2 separate regions of the Homo sapiens genome follow, and region 1 is linked to region 2. The links are chromatin contacts, found by Hi-C or POLR2A ChIA-PET in ENCODE. All regions are on one chromosome and are shown on one strand. The core of a region is the stretch at or near the end of the contact, and the rest is flanking DNA. Distances in the headings are between cores, read along the strand shown.

Evidence for each region. Hi-C counts contacts between places; a loop is a spot of excess contacts on that map. ChIA-PET counts read pairs that join two places held with the same protein, here RNA polymerase II (POLR2A). Pooled maps may share reads with other maps.
Region 1: a loop to region 2 is called in a map of ascending aorta, with 4 times the contacts of the local background. The contact joins two enhancer-like sites. A Hi-C loop is called at or near these places in 10 of 168 maps with a recorded cell type or tissue (G401, aorta, ascending aorta and 6 more) and 4 of 50 pooled maps. POLR2A ChIA-PET finds 5 or more read pairs at or near these places in 4 of 52 experiments (WTC11, activated CD4-positive, alpha-beta T cell, naive thymus-derived CD4-positive, alpha-beta T cell and 1 more).

Annotation. Positions count from the first base shown.
Region 1 is chr18:79,525,947-79,532,590 of GRCh38, forward strand. It overlaps NFATC1 (nuclear factor of activated T cells 1), which reads left to right. Exons shown (of 10, transcript NM_001278669.2): 10 at 1,582-3,377. The coding sequence ends at 1,631. Among named protein-coding and RNA genes, the nearest start is that of NFATC1, 130 kb to the left of the region's middle. Within about 2 kb of position 1,890, at least 2 of the 41 ENCODE cell types and tissues checked have a DNase peak (open chromatin) inside an H3K27ac peak, as active enhancers do.
Region 2 is chr18:79,584,824-79,591,552 of GRCh38, forward strand. LOC284240 (a long non-coding RNA gene) reads left to right here. Exons shown (of 4, transcript NR_148949.1): 3 at 248-467; 4 at 1,817-4,195. It overlaps LOC124904335 (a long non-coding RNA gene), which reads right to left and starts at 1,442. Exons shown (of 4, transcript XR_007066428.1): 1 at 1,331-1,442; 2 at 367-525. RefSeq lists an enhancer at 5,594-6,433. Within about 2 kb of position 4,533, at least 13 of the 41 ENCODE cell types and tissues checked have a DNase peak (open chromatin) inside an H3K27ac peak, as active enhancers do.

The DNA of each region.
Region 1 (6,644 bases), core at 640-3,139, 62 kb before region 2:
TGCCAAGCACAGCAGGGCACGGAGCTCCTGGGGGCCGCTGCACTCAGCAGCACAGTGGGCGGGAGGCCGCTGAGCAACCAGCAGCCTAGGGCATTTGGGTGGGGACGTGCGACCCCCACACAGAACAGAGCCGTCTTTCTCTCTGCGTTGTGCCGAGGCCCCGCAGCGCCGCCCGAGTGTCACGGAAAGTGCCTCTGGTGAGGAGCTGCCGTGCGCACTCTGGGACAAGTCAGGTCCTGCGTGCCAGTCCGGGAGCAGCCTGCGAGCACCTGGGCCCTGTCGTTATCCTCCTTAGTGTTTGTGAAGAGTCACACGGAGGGGCGGGAGCCCGGGCTCCTTCTGGTGCCTTCCACACTGGGGGCGGAGCCCTCTGCAGAGAGCCTGGCTCTGCGTCCTGTGGCTGAGTGCCAGGTCCCGTCTTGGGCAGGGCCCAGGATCAGCGTGGCTCTGAGCAGGGCCTGCGGGGAGCCCACGCGTGCCTGTGTCTTTACAGAGGCTGAGCTCCCACACGGGACAGAGTCGGGACCTTCTGTGGGCGCCATGTCAGGAGGTGCTGCTGGCGGGGCCGGGCATGTGGGGCACCTTTGCTTGCCTGGGTCTCTGGCCCCGCAGAGCCTTGGGCGAGCCAGCCTCGGGTGTGTGTTTGCAGCCAGGGTTCCTCCTGGAGCTCAGTGCCAGTGTGTCCTGTTATCAGTTCCCATGACACAATTCCTGGTTCTCCATCTGTGTTTTATTATTGTTATTCTTAAAAATAGTCGGGGGTTGTTGAAAGGGAATTTGGGGAAGGGAGTGGGGTGATGAAATGCACACTACTAATTGCTCCAGGAAGCCGCCCTGAGACAGGCCGGGGCCTTTGCAGAAACACGTGGGGCTTATCTGGGCTCTGGGCGCTCCAGCCCATGGCAGAGGGAAGCCCGGGCAGTTCCGTGACGTCAGCGCACGCCCCACCAGAACCTGGGAGGGAGATGGGACGTGGCGACAGTGCTGGTGGCACATCCCCTATCTCAGCGCCCATCAGGGCGGCCACAGCAGGAGGTGGGTGGGGCGGGGATGCATGCAGCTCACAAAGGCCCTAACAGTGCCGCTCGTTTCCTCTGCGTCTGCCAGAAGTCACAGGTGACGGGGAACGTCACTGGCCTGTGGGGGACTCAGGGACTCTGCCATCCAAAGGGAAATAAAAATCAGGAAGAGCCTGAGAGGGAGGCTCAGGCGACACTGGTGCTGACACCACAGAAGTGCTGGTGTGGACCTGTGGGTCGCTTGGTTCGTGGAGAGACAGCCACAGCATCTTCCCAGCATCGCGGCCGGCACCTGGCACCTGCACTTTGGCCGTCAGAGACGTGCTGGTACCGTGCTACGGACGAGGGCGGTCACTCTGGCGACCCCAGCTCTCTGCCGAGGCAGCCAGGCACTGGCTCACGACACTCATGGACCAGGGTGGGACCGAGGAGGAAATGTGGGTTCCTGGGGAGATGCCTTGTCACAGGCGTGAGCGTCACTGATGGAGAAGCAGGGCTGGGGGCGTTGCTTTGATGTTTATGGTATTTCTCTAATACTTTCTCAATTTTTCTTTTCTTACAGTAAATGAAATAATACGAAATGACCTCTCCAGCACGAGCACCCACTCCTAGTTGCCACATTGGAGCACTCAGTTCAGCAGGGGTATGCTGACTTCAGCAGACAAAGACTTTTGAATAAATAAACTGAACTCACACCTGGTACCACTCAGAACCTCCAACTGACTGAATGCCAGGAGCTGAACATTAATATGTGCAAAGATTGGCTCTCCAACAAGAAGGAAAGCAGGGAGGAAGGGAGACCACTGTGTCACCTGGAGGAGAAGTCATCTCATGACAACAGAAGGGAGGTGGCCGGGCTGAGCACGGGAGACCCACCGTGCAGGGGCCTTTCATGGGAACGGCCCACACGCAGTTTGACCCCACGCCCAGCCCTTCTGGCACCCCTGGGGTTCAATACTGGAAGTGCCTTATTTAACCAGACCATCAGGGCATCATAGAATTGAGCATTGAATTTGCTACTGTAGGAGTATTTTTAGGAGCAGAAACTGCAAACACATTTCATTGTGAGGTTTTACCCTCTGTATGAATGAAGAGAACGCTGGAAGGCTGCGAGAGGACTCTAGTATGAGTCTCCAACATTTGGAACGTTTCCTGGGCTGTCACGTACACTCCTGCTGCCTTACACAGTGCATTTTAGAATCTTCCAGTCTGTCATCTCAGCTCTTTTGTAACATGCTTCCCTTGTCTGCGCGGTTGAAACCGTAGGCTTGTTCATAGTCGCATGCTCGCATCTTTGTTTTTAATCTGGCTTCGAACATAGCACAAGTAACTTGAATAGCACATCAATAGGTTACTGGACAAAAGCAGAAAAACCTGTTACAGGATAGCCTGCATTTGCATGTGTGTACATATCTAGGCATCTATTTATGTATAAATAATAACAGAGCCGACGTGTCCTCGCCCAGGAGGGCTTCCCTGTCAGCAATAACCGGCATCCGTTTTGGAACCTGCGTCTGGGGCTCCAGTCGCTGCTCTTGCTGGCGTCCATCGCCGCCTCGGACGGCCGTGCATTTTCTCGTCTCACGCAGTTCGAGGAGGACCCTAGAAAGCCAGGAGCTGTGATTGACAGTAGCTGTAGGTTACCAGACGGCAACATTAGAAAGTGATTGTAAATAACATGCAACCTAAGTGTAATATATTTGTTCAGTTATAAGATGATTGTTTCACAGAAGCCTTACCACTCTCTGCTTCATCTAAGAAAACCAATACCAAAAACGCCACTTTAATGCTCAGCCCTGCGTTGTGTGTTTTCAGATGAGTTACTGTTAACAGGTAGGTTTGTGTAGGCCTTGCTGGGCACTCTGTACAATTAGTTGCTTATTACGTATGATTACTCACAGCGATCTATTGTTCCATATAACCAAAAAGCATGGTTTATTCATTGAAACACGGTTGACCTGAACTCGTGCCTTAGGAATTAATGCCCCCTTATGGAACCTGCCTGAATTGCACCTGCGGGTGGAGGCTCCGGCTGTGAAGTCACTGAACAGAACGTCGCTGATGGAGAAAGGGCTCCCGCAGAAGGAACGGCCTGTACCGTGCGCTCCGGCACAATCGCGTCTCTTGTGTCTCACTCACGGAAAGAAACAACCTGAAGGCCATCCCGTCGGTCTGCACGTAACCGTGAAGACGTGTGGCCGCGTCCCACCTGCGGCTGGGTACCCTGCACCCGGCACTGTAGGAGTCACGTGCAGCCTTTCTCAGGGGACTGTCATTGAAAAGGAAACGTTTGATGTCTGTGTCAGCTGTCTTTGTAGTTAGGAAATAGATCCAATAAAGCCGTATTTTTTTGCTGGACAGGCGTAGTCTGCGAGTGGTTCATGATACGCGTGGAAGATGCCGCTTTGTTCTCAGAGTGTGTTTTCAGTGGCGTGTACTTGGATCGTCTGTGAAATGAACCTCGTGTTGGGAAGGCTGTGTAGACGCGGCCATTCGCCGTTGGAAGGGCATCTTGCCAGTAGAGCTGTTCCCTTTCTTCTATGTTTAGGTAAAAACCTGCCGTAGAAATTTGCGAGACGCCGGATAGTTCCCAGGCCCTGTAACTGAAGCAGCTCAGAAATGTTCATCCGGGCGAGGTGGAGAAGGAACTCCTGCTAGTGCCAAATGTTTTTGCTCAGAGGAATATCCTGGGTGAGGCTCTGGCCACACACACAGTCACACGCCATTTGACAATCATCTGGCGAGGAAACGTGTGGAAACCCACAGGTTCTCACCGTCTCTCCCCGCTTCTTAAAGCTGCTCTTCCCCTTTTCCCCACCAAAGCTCCCTACTTCACGTTTGGGTGGGAAAATATTACCTGGCCATGAGTTAAAATATGAAACTTGGAACTTCTACAGTAATTATTGTTCTCATCTTTCAGGAACATTTTTCATTTAGGACTTTATAAAATGCAAGAATTCTGATTTCTTTTGCTCAGAGGTGTACAGATTGAGTTAAAGGACTAGGGAAGTCATCACCACCTAAAGCGATTAGTAAGCATCTATCCCCCAGTTTTCTGCGTTTGACAATATCTGAAGTGAGCCTGAGAACGTCGTCGAAGGTCCCGCGTGGGGTGGCGTGAGGAGAGCACAGAGGCCGGCGTTTGGGGGAGCTGGGAGGAGACCTCACAGGCATCAGGAGCCCTCGGCTCTCCGAGTAGGGGAGGTCCCGCGTGGGGTGGCGTGAGGAGAGCACAGAGGCCACTGTTCTGGGGGGAGCCCTCAGCTCTCAGCAAGTAGGGGAGAGCTGGTTAAGCCCTTGCTTTTCTCCAACTGGCCCCAGTCGGGGCCTAACAGAGCCTTGGACTGTTCAACCCGGAGGCGGCCAGCACGCGCCCTTCGCTTCCCTCTGCCGAAGCGGGCGGAGCTGTCCACCCAGAATGCACTGGAAGCTCTTTCTTGGTTTCAAAGTGACTTTGTGAAACCTCCTTGGTTGTCCTCAACCCCAGTAACAGAATATTCCAAAATTATGAATGTATACAGTGATGGTTTCTGCAGAAGAGGTTGAGCTTCTGCGAATAACCCTCTTAGTGTTTGTGCCTTTTAGGTTGATTTTGAGTAATTAGAAAAATGCACCCACAGGCTGATTTCCAGCCAGAGGTTCTGCCTGTCGGGGGGAAAAGCTGTTGGGCAGTTACGTGTGCCACCCTCGTGTACACCAGAACCAAGACTGCGTTTTCCTGGAAAGCTAAGAGAGAGGTCAGCTTCGGGAGGCAGTGGAACTACCTTCCTGGTCTTTGCTGGCCTCTAGCACGCGGTCCTCGGTGACCGAAATCCTGGGGGAACCTTAGGGATGGGGCGTTTTCTGAGACTCAGCCAGAGGCAAAGCAGCCGCATCTGCGCGTAAGATCACGTTTGCTTTGCTCCTGAGCAGAGACTGGGTGGCACAAAAGTAATATGAGTATCAAGTTTCCCCTCAGAGCCAAGTGGAGCCCAGGAAAGACCCAAGTGCTTGAGCTTCCGGCCCTGGCAAGGGCATCTCGTTATATGGACAGCCTGGGGCCCCTTGCCCCAGCATTCCCCTCCCCACCCGGGACGCACCCTGGCCCCGCTTCTAGAGAAGGACCCAAAAAATCAGCTGTTTCCGCCAGTTCCGCCACGTTCCCCACATGGCGTCCTGACCAGTGACATCACCGGAGGCTGTCTCGTCTCAACGTGAATATTTTTAAAAATACGTCCCGTGTTGAAATTAACAAGCTACACCTGAGTGAGTGTTTGGAGCGCGCTCAGGGTGCGCTGACGCCGAGATAAAATAACCTCTTTAAGAGAAGCCCCGGACCAGCTTTGTGGGTTTTTTAACATTGTAAATTCACCTAAGATTAAAGCAACCGCTTTAAAACGTGTGGTTCTGTGGTGTACGTTCACAAGGTTGTGTGGCCGCCATCTTTATGTCCACGATATTTTTGCCACACCCGGAGAAACCCCCGTGGCCTTGGGAGCTGCTCCCCGTCTCCTCCCTGGGACCTCGGGTTCACACATCTCTGGGTGTGCCTGTCCGGGCATTTCATGCCAACGGAATCATGAACGTGGGGCCCTCTGCGGCTGGCGTCTTCCCCGTAGTGTTTCTGAAGGTCATGTGTTTCCCAAGGTCATCCATGTGGTCACGTGGGTCAGTATTTCCTCCCTTTTTATGACCAAGTCACGTTCCCCAGCTGATGGGGACCCCACGTCGTGCTGGTCCTTTGTCAGCTGGCGGACACGGTGGCTCCCACCTCCTGGCCATTGTCAGCCGCGCTGCTGTGAACGTTGGTGTTCTGAATTTTGTTCAGGTCCCTGTTTTCAATTCTTTGGGGCATATTCCCTGGGAGTAGAACTCCTGGGTATTACGGTCATTGTACGTTTAACTTTTTGAGGAACTGTTTTCTCCTCCTCAGTTTTTAAATTACCCATCCCTAAGACAGATCCTGGCTCACTAACCTAATTTGGAATCACATATGTGAAGCACATCATATTTATAATTATTTATGCCAAAAAAATTAAGTTAGGTAGAAGATGACTAAACGTTCATTTATACCAAAGCAGAAAGCAGACCCCCCAGCTGACCCCGCCTGCAGCCCTCCGGCCAACCCCTACCCTGTGCCCGCCTGCAGCCCCTCAATGCCTGCCCCTAGCTTCCCCAGCAGACCCCTCCGGTGTCCGCCTGCAGTCCCCGTGGCTGTCCCCTGTGCCTGCGTGCAGCACCCCTCGGCAGACCCTCCTGTCTCCGCCTGCAGCCCCCCGCCCCCCGGCAGACCCTCCTGTCTCCGCCTGCAGTCCCCCGCCCCTCGGCAGACCCTCCTGTCTCCGCCTGCAGCCCCCCGCCCCCCGGCAGACCCTCCTGTCTCCGCCTGCAGCCCCCCGCCCCCCGGCAGACCCTCCTGTCTCCGCCTGCAGCCCCCTCCAGCAGACCCCCCCGCCTTGGGTTTCCGCCAGGACCTAAATGCAGTGTCTGAGTTGCCGCGACAGTGCCCACAGAGCCCCAGATGACACGCGTTCATTTTACTTCACATATAAATTAGAGAAAAGAGTCTTGGTGAGGACGTCGGTGCTGAGACGAAATCGCGCCAGTGAACGTGTTTCATGAGGAAAGCAGCTTCTGCCGACATCT
Region 2 (6,729 bases), core at 3,283-5,782:
CCTTGGGGAGGCTTGGGCCCACGTGAGCAGGACCCATGCTGCTTGCTCTTCTGCTGCTGCTCCTGCTGGCACTGGGTGTGCTGGGGGCTGGGCAGGTGCATCCGCTGCTCCAAAAAGCACTTGTTCCTCCTTTCCACTAAAGTGCCCCTGCGCGCCCCACATGATGTCACATGCCTCCACATGCTCCCCATGTCCCCCTGGCCCCTGCGTGCCCCATCCCTATGTGCTCCCATGTGGCACCTCCCAGATCACCTGGACACGAGTCTCGGGGTAACCAGCCCCCCTGCAGACCTGCAGAAGCTTGGACAGCAAGTGGGAGTCAGCAGTCAGGAAACTCGGGGGCTTTGCACCTGGAGGGAAGCCCACCTGATATGAAAATGCTTTCGAAGCTTGTGGATCGGAGAGGCCAGTGGTGTACCGGGTGGTCCAATCGATCAGTCAGGACGATCATCAGCCCCATTTCTCAGGTAAGAAAACCAGGCTCCAAAACTTTCAGTGACTTGCGCACAGGGGCAGGTGGGTCACCTGTCAGCAGCAGAACCAGTGCAACCCCAGCAGGTCTGGGGCTGGAGGCACCCCTGCACCCCACACCCCCTGCACCTCCCCACTGCACCCGAAACCCCCCATACCTTCCCCACAGCCCCCCACCCTGCACCCTGCACCATGCACCATGCACCCAGCACCCTCGCATCCTACACGCTTCTGCAACCCCCTGCCCCGCAAACCCTGTCCCCACACCCCCGCACACCTAGCAGCCCCCACCTGACACTCCATACCCCATGCTCCCACTGTGTCCCCGCACACTCCCACACCCCATGCTCCCACATACCCAGCATCCCGCACCCCACACTCCATACCCCCCACACCCACTGTGTCCCTGCACACTCCCACACCCCATGCTCCCACTGTGTCCCCACACACTCCCACACCCCACGCTCCCACATACCCAGCATCCCGCACCCAGCAGCCCCCACCCCACACTCCATACCCCCTGCACCCCCTGTGCTCCCGTACACTCCCACACACCCAGCATCCCCCACCCCCCCAGCCCACACTCCATACCTCCCACCCCCTCAGCCCACACTCCATACCCCCCACACCCGCTGTGCCCCTACACACTCCCACACCATGCACCCCATATCCTCATCCCCACTCCATGCACCCCATATCCTCATCCCCACTCCACGCACCCCATATCCTCATCCCCACTCCACACCACTGCACCCTGCACTCCCGCACGGTGGACACCCTGCACTCTGGTTGCTGTGCCAAGCCCCGGGGGTGCCTCCCTGCCTGTGTCCTCTGCTCTGAGCCTGGCTTCACAGCCCACCTCTCCCGGGGTGTCTGGAGGGGTTCGGGTTCCTGGTAGCAGCCCAGCTTGCCTGGCTCCAGCACTCCTCCAGGTCCTCCTACACCCCGCCCAGGCTCCGTGCAGGCCTAGCACGCCCCTCCCAGCCCCTGTGGTCAGAGAAGGGAACAGCTTTCAAAAGAGGAGCCCCTTGGAGTCCAAGATTCTTCAAAACTTCCAAAAGAAGTTCTATATTTTGGACAATATTAGTTTCTTTCAAATAACTCATTTCATGAAAAATACATGACAATTGTAGGATGGGAAAAGGCTTGTGGAGCCGTGGCACTGGGGGGGAAAAGGCATGTAGAGCCGTGGCACTGGAGTGGGGGAAGGCGTGTGGAGCCATGGCACTGGGTGGTGGGGGGAAGGCGTGCGGAGCCATGGCACTGGGTGGTGGGAAGGCGTGCGGAGCCATGGCACTGGGTGGTGGGGGGAAGGCGTGCGGAGCCGTAGCACTTTCCTTTAAAGGTGCAGTACAGCACGTCCACGTCCTCCCGACACCGTGAGTGCGGCCACACCGAAGCCAGGGGAGCAGGTGCGCTTCTCCATAGGTCCTGGTTTAAAGCAAGCGGAAACACCACAGGCTCGGGATTGAGGTGGTAAGGGACGTCCAGTCCTCAGGTGAGGTTAAGTCCTTCTACAGAGACAGCACTGGGGGGACCTCACAGTGCCCCCCGGGAAGCGCTGTTTGGGCAGGCTGCAGGAGCTGAGGCCAGAGTCCTGGCACGGGGCTACGGGGCCCTTGGTGTCTTTCACTGCTGTGACGGGGGCTCCCTGCTGCCCCGGCACCTGCGGGCCTTGGCCAGTCCCGAACACCAGGTTGTGGCAGTGGAGACCTGGGGGGTGGCCAGCGGCCCCCTATGGAGGTTCTGCCGTGCGTGTCAGGGCCCCAGGCAGGGCTGTGCAGCGCCAGCCTCACTATCAGTGTGGACACACATCTGTGGGAGGGGCTCTCGTTTTCCCCACCTTCCGGTGAGGGAACCAAGGCAGACTCAGCACCAAGCAGGGGTCAGGCCCTGGTGGAGGTGGATTTTCTTCACTGTGGCACAGTCCTGCTCAGTTTCTAGTCCTGATGGAGGTGGTGGAGGCCCTGGTGGAGGTGGATTTTCTTCACCGTGGCACAGTCCTGCTCAGTCCCTGGACTGCCCCCCTGCACCCAGCAGCACAGGCCGCAGAGCCCAGGAGATGTGGGCAGGAGCTTTCCCCTCGCCTGCCCCACTCCTGCCCACCCAGTGGGCACCCCGTAGATGGGAGCAGCTCTCCGTCTAGCACTTGGACTGCTGGGCTGAGTCATGGCTGCAGGCAACGGCTTAGTGGCATCTCCCAGGTGCCACTGCAGGGATAGCCTCTGTGTCTCCAGGCTCTGCTGTGGCCCCGCGGAGCCAAGCTTACCCATGCCGCTGAGTCGGGGGCTGCAGAGGCCTGTGCGGGCTGCGGTGGCTAGACCTGGGCCTGGCTGCTCAGATGCTGCTGGAACCCTGCTCTCAGCCTGGAGGCTGGCAGGTCTGCCAGGGGCCAACGGGCAGGCATCGCCCGTCTGAAGCTCTTTGCCTCTGAAGGAGCTTCAGCGCCAGCCAGGGGCAGTTTATGAGAAATTCAGAGAAACATGTAGGCTTCTCTGTGTCTTCTGAAGAACTGCCAATGCCTCACCCACCTCTGGCCAGAGGACTCTGGAAAACTTGCGTTTCTGGTATGTATAGAAAAGCGACATGCTAAGCCGCAAAGCCGCCCCCTTCAAGACGCAGCACACGCAAGGCTCACCCTGCCACGAGCACTGGTACCGGCTCACTTTCCGCTCTGCTCGGCGGGACTCCGGCCAGGCCCAGCGTGCAGCTGCAGAAAGGTTTAGAGTGAGGCTTCCACTTCACTCTCCGGTCCAAGAGTTATACTATCTGGTGGAAGTGTTTCTTTTTCCTTTTTTGGACAGTTAAGCTACAGCGATGGGCCAACTGGCACCAGTGTGGAGAGACAGGTATTCCTCACTTTGTGGCACCAACGTGGTTCTGGCAAAGTGGCCTCTTTTCCAGTAAAACAGTCTTCTCCCCTCCCTCGCCTTCCATTTTAGGACCAGTGGTTTGTCCCTGGGGAAGCAACCCCAATTACAGCCAGCTTTGCCATCTGTGGAAATAGCCTGGTCACCAGAGGCACAGAAGCCAGATGCGTGGCCATGCCGGCGGCAGCACCCGCGGCAGCACCCGGGGCAGCCCCTGCCCCCGACCCATGAATCTCAGTGTCCCCCAGGCCGCCCACGTCCCACTCTGCCCAGCCTACACCACCTCCCTCACCGCAAAGTGCCCGCTCTGCAGCTCCATGCCCCTGCCCAGTGGAGCCTCAGCCCCGTCCCACCTGCAGCATGCCCAGCCCAAGTGCCCGAAACCCAGAGCCTCGGACTCAGGGCAAAAGGAAGCCGCCCCATTCCACCACATCAGGGTCTCCACTGTGCTTATTTAGAGCAGAGCACAACTCTCCTTGCGTCTGAGTCCCTTCACACAGGTGACTGAGAGGCTCAGGACAGAGCATTGCAGGGGAGACAGAGGAGGGGCTCGGCCTCGCCAAGCAGCTGGCTCTATTCATTTAGCAGAACCGCTGCCCCACCCCCTCCCAGCCCCTGCACGGAGGGAGGCCACTGGGGCCGGCCCGTCCCCAACTTCTATTTTGTTTTCGCCAGAGCCGCCTCCAGACTCCCTCTTCACATTTTATGTCAACTCTGGGGCCCTGCTGGCTGAAAGTGAGTTCTGTTTTCCGGCAGCCCTGTGGCTTTTGGACTCGGCCTTGAAATTAGTTCATGGCGACCCAGGCACACATCGCGCTGGGAAGCCACGTGGGAGCCGTGCGGGTGGAGCGGCCGCCACAGCCAGACTGAAATGTAGCACAGCGCCTGGGCCTCGTCAGGCCTTTATGACAGAGTGTAAAGGGAATTGCTGCTTAGTCACCAATTTGCTTGGCAAGATTGGATGGATTAGGAAACACGTCGAAGGTCAGACAGTAGGAGTTTGTCTAGACGCTCTATTTTGGACTCGGCGCTGACCCGAGGTGTTTCTGTAGCAACCTTTACAACACTGCTATTCTGGCAATATTGGAGAAAACATGATCCCTCCCATCATCAGGTAGGGCCCGCTCTGAAAATCCTCGCCCCATCGCTGGGTTTGCTGAGGCGCCTCCAACTCCATTTAGGACGAGGAAGCCCGACGGGGAGGCCCCTGGGAGGGACCGGCTGCTTGGGCGGAGGCCAGGCCTCGGGAAGCTTGTCCAAGGCTCACAGGGAAAAGCGCCAAGAAATGGAAGTGGCTCATTTTTCCTCTGGGCCTGAGGGGAAGGTTTTGATTTTACAGCCGCCCCTAGTCATTTCTCACAGGTTTGAAGCAGACCTTTCCAGGGACGGGGGAGGGAGAAGGGAGATGGGGAAGGATGGGGAGACGCCGTGAGGAGGCAGCCACCTCCGGGGATCCCCGGAAGCCTGGACGTGCTCTGCCCGGTGGTTCTGTCCCCAGGGAACACGTGGTCATGTCTGGAGGCATCTGTGGCTGTCACAGTCATGGTATGGGGTGCTCCTGGCATAGAGGGGTGGGGCTGCTTCCTTTTGCCTGTCCCTGCTGCCCTCCCCGCCCTCCATGTCTCCCTGCCACCTGCCCTGCCCTCCCCACCCTGCATGTCTCACTCTCCATCGTACCTGAGGGCCCTCTGCCAGCTGGGAGAGGGGACAGCCCAGGCTTCAGTTTCCCTGCATTTCCCCGGGAGTAGGGGAGCCACGAGCAGTCCGTAGGTTCCCTCTTCCTCCCAGGGCCTCAGCACCAGATCCTGGAGCTCCGGACCCCGCAGTGGGTTCCCCAGCCTCACAGCCCTCCTGGGGCCCCACAGGGGAGGGACGCAAAGCTGGCTCTGCAGCTCCTTAGCGCGTGACCTCTGGCAACTTCAGCCTCTCCTGCCTCAGTTTCCCGAACTCTGAAGGGAGGGCGAGTGACACGATGATTCCTCAGCAGAGACCCCAGGCCTCTCTCTCCCACTGACCGCCCAGGGGAGTGAAAGTCCAGGACTCCGTGCATGCCTGGGGACCCGGGCAGTGGGGGAGCAGAACCGGGGACCCGGGCAGCGGGGGAGCAGAACTGCAGGCCCGGCCGCAGCACCTGCCCACCTTGCTGGTGAGGGGTGAAGGCTTCCAGGCCCTGGCCTCCACATCCAGACACCACCCTCACCCGTGCAGGAGCGGGACTCGAACCCACCTCTCTCGCCTCCTTGTGCTGCAGGGAACATTCAAGTCCTGATGTGGACTCTGTCCTGCTGCAGCAGGAAATCCAGAGATGCCTCTGCCACCACGGCAACGGGCTCTGGCCAGAGCAGCAGGAGGGAGCTGGGCCCACATGGCCGTCACCGTGGTTTGCCCACAGCTGCTGTTTCTGAGCCGTCACAGGGTCAGGGGCATCCAGGGAACACGCTGAGATGCAGCCTCTGCTGCAGCCCGACAGATGTGTAGCTGCTTCTGGAGCACGCCCGGGGAACACCCTTTCTTCCTATGGATGCCAGCTGGACTCACTGTGCAGACAGGGCCTGAACCAGACCAGAGGCACTGGCTTCTAGGCGAGGGACCTTCTCAGCACGGGACCTGCAGCTGCCTTTCCCACACTCACACAGGCTCTTCCCATTGTCCTAAGAACCCTGTGGAGGTACAGGCAGGGGTTATCCAAATGCTGACTCATGTGAGTCCGACAGGAGCATGGTGCCCGCCCGAGGAGTGTCGACCTCACGCTAGCCACTGTGATTATTGTCACTGTTACTGTGTGAGCTGCTCTGTTCGGGAGGGGAAGCCACGCTGAGGAGCAGCTGGGACACGTGCCTGGCCCTGCCCTCCAGCTGGCCTCCGTTCCACACATGAGAGCCTTGCCTAGAAGGCCCTTGGTGGTGGGGGGGGTGGGGGTTGGTGCCTGAGCCCCCCACCCTGCAGCTCTCCTCATTCTCGTGCAGTAGGTCCCCTTTGCTGTTGGACTTGCAGCTTCTGCAGGCAAGAACAAGGTGACGTCCCCTCCGTTCTCCAGCAGCAGCTGTGGGCCCACTTGGGGTAGAAGTGAATGAATGAGTGACAAACTGAGGATGCAGATGCCTCGGCTGCAGAGGAGCAAAGACAGACATTTCATTTGAAAGCTCGGAAACCACACAAGCAGGAAAAGAATGAAACGAAATATTTAAAGTGTTGAGAAAGGAAAAAATAGACCCCAACCTACAATTCTGTACCCTGTGAAGTTATCCTTTAAAGTGAAGGAGAAAAAAAAGACTTTCCCAGAAAAACAAAACTTGAGGGAATCAGTTGTCAATAAACCTGCCCTGTGAGAAATGAGAAAGGAAGCTCTTTAGAGTGAGAATACTACTCAGATCCAAAGACAGGAAGA